Regions from separate parts of the Mus musculus genome. Here region 2 is linked to region 1. The links are chromatin loops, found by intact Hi-C in ENCODE. Cell type or tissue: left cerebral cortex. All regions are shown on one strand.

The links. Hi-C counts contacts between places; a loop is a spot of excess contacts. Peaks named below come from ENCODE experiments on the same cell type or tissue, not always from the same donor. Only the 100,000 strongest peaks of a DNase experiment are listed, where the experiment ranks them.
Region 2: a loop joins it to region 1, with 2.1 times the contacts of the local background. A loop is called at or near these places in 2 of 42 quality-filtered maps.

What each region holds. Positions count from the first base shown.
Region 1 is chr11:119,434,954-119,437,453 of GRCm38, forward strand. Rnf213 (ring finger protein 213) reads left to right here. Exons shown (of 68, transcript NM_001040005.3): 25 at 1-150; 26 at 958-2,107. Among named protein-coding and RNA genes, the nearest start is that of Mir1932, 46 kb to the left of the region's middle. In left cerebral cortex, a CTCF peak has its summit at 1,145 (motif pointing left); a DNase peak (open chromatin) is centred at 1,152.
Region 2 is chr11:119,303,964-119,306,463 of GRCm38, forward strand. No RefSeq gene overlaps it. Among named protein-coding and RNA genes, the nearest start is that of Card14, 2.6 kb to the right of the region's middle. In left cerebral cortex, a CTCF peak has its summit at 1,559 (motif pointing right); a DNase peak (open chromatin) is centred at 1,573.

The sequences.
Region 1 (2,500 bases):
CTCCGCCTCCTCCTCCCTGATGGCCATGGTTACCCCGAGGCATTGCGCACCTACTCCACAGAGGAACTGAAGGAACTTTTAAATAAGCTGATGCTCATGTCTGGAAAGAAAGACCACAACAGCAATACAGAAGTGGAGAAGTTTTCAGAGGTGAGCAGATAGGTTTGTGCTGCTGCCCACAGGGGCCACTTTGGCGTCAAGCTAGGCCAGTCACTTTTGTTACTGAGCTATGGAAAGGGTCTGTGTAGGCTTTTGGTCAACACAGCTCTGCCATGGGTCTGCAGGATGTAGTACCCCGATTCACAACGCCAGAGACATATCTGAAGTAGGGTAGACCCTATGAGCAGCAGGTCCTCCTCAGGAGCCTCAGGAGGAACTGTGACCAGCTGTGGAGAAGAGATGGCCAACAGATATTCTTAGAAACAATCACCTCACTGCCTCCATACTCCTGTTGAGGTAGGAGGGTCTTGAATTTGAGGCCAGTCTGGAAATACGAGACCATGCCTTTACATACAAACACACACATACCCATACAGTCTTTACATTGACATCCTTTGTCTTTCCCTGGACATGGTGGCACACATCTTTAGTCTCAGCATTTGAGAGGCAGAGGCAGGAGGAATCTTTATAAGTTCAAGGCCAGTCTGGTTCCCTAGTGAATTCTAGGATATCTAGGGATACGTACTGAGACCCTGTCTCAAAAAAAAAAAAAAAAAAAAACAAAAAAAACAAAAAGAGAAAAAGAAAAAGGCAAAAAGGCGATGGGTGCTCCTTGTTAAGCCGATCGAATAACTATGGAGAGGCTGTGGTGTGATGACTATTAGGCAGATTTCTGTGAAAAGTGAGCTAGCCTAAGCCCTTTACCACTCCAAAGGCTTAATAGCAGGCAGGTGTGTGTAGGGTAGTGTGTCTTCCCCACAGGCGTGTGCTTTGGCCTCATGGTTCCCTTTCCCCCAGGTCTTCAGCAACATGCAGCGGCTTGTACATGTCTTCATAAAACTGCACTGCGCGGGCAACATGCTGTTCAGGACTTGGACTGCTAAGGTCTACTGTTGCCCTGACGGGGGCATCTTCATGAACTTTGGCTTGGAGCTGCTGAGCCAGCTGACAGAGAAGGGAGATGTCATACAGCTCCTGGGAGCCCTCTGCAGGCAGATGGAGGACTTCCTAGATAACTGGAAAACAGTGGTCGCCCAGAAGAGAGCTGAACACTTTTACCTCAACTTCTACACAGCTGAGCAGCTGGTCTACCTAAGCAGTGAGCTCAGGAAACCCAGACCTAGTGAAGCTGCCCTCATGATGCTATCCTTCATTAAAGGCAAATGCACTGTCCAGGACCTCGTACAAGCTACCAGTGCCTGTGAAAGCAAGGCTGACAGATACTGCCTGCGGGAGGTTATGAAAAAGTTGCCCCAGCAGCTGCTTTCTGAGCCCAGCCTAATGGGCAAGCTTCAGGTTATTATGATGCAATCCCTCGTGTACATGAGTGCCTTCCTGCCACACTGTCTGGACCTGGATGCCCTGGGTAGATGCCTTGCTCATCTGGCCACGATGGGTGGCACTCCTGTGGAGCGGCCACTCCCCAAAGGCCTGCAGGCTGGCCAGCCTAACCTGATCTTGTGTGGCCACTCGGAGGTGTTGCCAGCTGCACTGGCCATCTACATGCAGGCCCCCAGGCAGCCCCTGCCCACCTTTGATGAGGTGTTGCTCTGCACCCCAGCGACCACAATTGAGGAAGTGGAACTACTCCTGCGGCGCTGCCTCACTTCGGGCTCCCAGGGGCACAAGGTCTACAGCTTGCTGTTTGCAGACCAGCTGAGCTATGAAGTGGGCTGCCAGGCAGAGGAGTTCTTCCAGAGCCTGTGCACACGAGCGCACCGTGAAGACTACCAGTTGGTGATACTCTGTGATGCTGCCCGGGAGCACTGCTATATCCCCTCCACCTTCAGCCAGTACAAAGTGCCCCTGGTGCCCCAGGCCCCGCTCCCGAACATCCAAGCTTACCTGCAGAGCCATTATCAGGTCCCGAAGCGGCTCCTGTCAGCAGCAACTGTATTCAGAGACGGGCTGTGTGTTGGCATCGTGACCTCTGAAAGAGCTGGCGTTGGTAATGAAAGAGGTCCCCTCTCCCAGATACTGCCCACTGACACTTCCTTCTCTAGCAAGGCTGACTCTGATGAAGCCCTTCTTCAGGGGTTTGGCTCTTCCTTAGCTGTAAGCCACTGAGAACTCTGTCCTCTCACAGTTCCTGACCACCTCCTTCAGACTTTGTTGCAGTTTCTTTCCTCTGGGAGTGCTGCTGGCTTCTGGCATCAGTGCTGGTTGTGGTTGAGTGAGAAAAAACCCTGACCATGCTTCAGTTGCTGTTTGTTTCCTTTCATCCTGTCCTCTCTTCCTTGAACAACCCTTTTCTGTTGGGAGAATTTGGTTCCCCACACTCTACCTTTGGCCATCGCTGACTTGCGCCGTCAGTAGTCAGGAAAAGGGCAAAGTTGGTCAG
Region 2 (2,500 bases), 130 kb before region 1:
AAAGGCCACAGCCACTCTGCCAGGACCAGAGTCAAACTGAGCAAGAGCCTCACCACCTCCTGGGCAGGTGGAGCCTGCTGGCCTCAGGCTTCTCACATCTCCACATGTCCCTGCCTCATGTAAGAAGGCTCTCCTCACTGAGGCTCGGGCACTCAAAGCTCTAGGTAGTTCTAGGAAACACAAAGAACGTTGCCACACAACGGGGGGCACTAAGTCTCTACCCTAAAAGACAGGCCCGGCACAATGGCACACGCCTGTAGTCTCTGGCACTCAGGAGGCTGAAGCAGGTGGAAGATGAGTTCCTAACCAGCCTGGGCTTTGGGGGGCAAGGGAGCTCGCATGCACACACAACCAAGCACACCCAGCATGATAGCACAGGGCAGCCTGTGATCCTGATGCTCAAGGGGCAGAGGCAGGAGTTTCATTCCAAGTTCAAGACCATTCTCAGCTTCTACTGAGCTCCAGGCCAGCCAGAGCCACCCATAAAGAGCTGTCTCAAAGTGCAACAAAAGTCTGAAAGACAGAAACCATAAAGAAAAATATATAACCTCTTTAGACTCCAGGAGCTACAGACACAAAGCAGAAACTCCAACTAACTCGCTGCAGAAAGCCTCAGGGCACACTGCTGGTAGTTACCCAGTGTCCCTCAGGATTGCAACTGGGAGTCACTTCCAGGAACAGGAACACAGCTTCTGACACCACTCAAGGTGGTCACAGCAGGCTGAGAGGAGCTAACACCTTGACAGTATGGCTTATGGTAGTGGTGATCAGAGTGGAAAAGGGACAGGTGCTGACCCCAGGCCAGCCAGAGGGCAACTTTGGGCAATATTGCTCTTCTCTCTAATGTCCTAGAGGCCAGGACGGCTGGAGTACGCCTTGGAATCACCCCGTAGCATGAGTGGAAATGGAAGAACTGGCCAAGTGGGCCACCCTGGGAGAGGAAAGATTAGACACACCAGGGCCTGCAAAGCAGCAGGCTGGAGGAGAGTCCATGCGGAGTGGAGGTGGGGTTACACGGAGGACTGGCGTGTCACAGACCACTGCTCATGGGCACAAGAATCCCAGGACTTTTCCCAACCCATTGCCTTCAGTTTCTCAGCACTCAGCCAGAAGCCTAAGCAGGCAGGGTGCAGCGCACCCGACTCCCTGCCCGCCACCGGGTGCCAATGCAGCGAGTGTGCCAGGGCAAGGCAGGAAGTCAAGTCCACAGAGCAGCGGCAGAGCGAATCGCTGTCTGCTGCTCCTCCAAGCTCCGCATAGTCAGGCAGATGAAGGGGGAGGACCTACTGGCATTTGCACATTCCCAGTGTCAACTCCCTGCAGGACAACAGAAGTCAGTGCCCAGTGTCACACCACCACACTTAGCACGCTCTCTAGTGCATGCAGGAAGGCTCCCCCAACCACCACCGCCACTCTCCTAGCCTAGGATGGTCTGGAATTCATGACCTCCTCACTCTGCCCCCTGAGTACCAGGAACTACAGGTCTATGCCACCATGCCTGCCCTTGATTAAATATACAGTCTTCGGCCTACATGTATGCCTGTAGGCCAGCAGAGGGCACCAGATCTCATTCTAGATGGCCATGTCTTTGCTGGGAATGGAACTCAGGACCACTGGAAGAGCAGTCAGTGCAATTAACCTCTGAGCCATCTCTCCAGCCAGCCTCTGGTTTTTTAAGGGCAGTGACTGAGTGGGCCCTCCTCCTTCATGTGGCACGGCAGCAGTTCTTTGCCTTTCCTAGGTTTATATAAAGCTTTCTATTTCTGAGCCTTAGTGAGGAGAGCCTTCTTACATGAGGCAGGGGCATGTGGAGATGTGAGAAGCCTGAAGCCAGGGGGGCTCCACCTGCCCAGGAGGTGGTGAGGTTCTTGCTCTGTTTGACTCTGTGGTCCTGGCAAAGTGGCTGTGGCTTTTCCTCATCAGGGGGACTAGCCTGAGACCTGGGAGACTAGCCTGAGACCTGAAGAGCAGATGAAAATCCCTAAGGTCCTCCCACCCAGGCAGGAAGAACATCCTTCCACCCTGATCAGCATCTATCAGCCTGACATAGTTTTATCCATTCACTCAGGCAATATTCATGTGTGGGGCCGTGGGTGTAGGGGGAGAGAGGGGAGGGAGAGAGCCTTTCCACGCAGCCCCGGGTGGGCATCTGGTTGTGTGAAGCCACTGACCTCACACCTGAGGGGGTGGATAAGGGGCAGCCCCCAGTACCAGGTTCTCGCTGGATGCGGCGGAGGAGCTGAGAACAGAATAGGGGCCCCGGGGCAGCACTAGGCCCTGGAGATATAGGAAGAGGGGGCAGGGGGAAAGAGGAGGGGTGCTGGGTGGTTCCCACACAGGCCAAGTCCTTAGTCTGGGTCTTGATGAGCAGAGACAGTCTATGGTTTTAGAGCTTTATTGTAGAAAGGCAGGGGAAAAGAGAGGAGATATAAAGAGAGAGAGACCAGCCGTGGCCAAGAGGAGAGAAGGGGAAAAGGAGAGAGAGAGAGAGAGAGAGAGA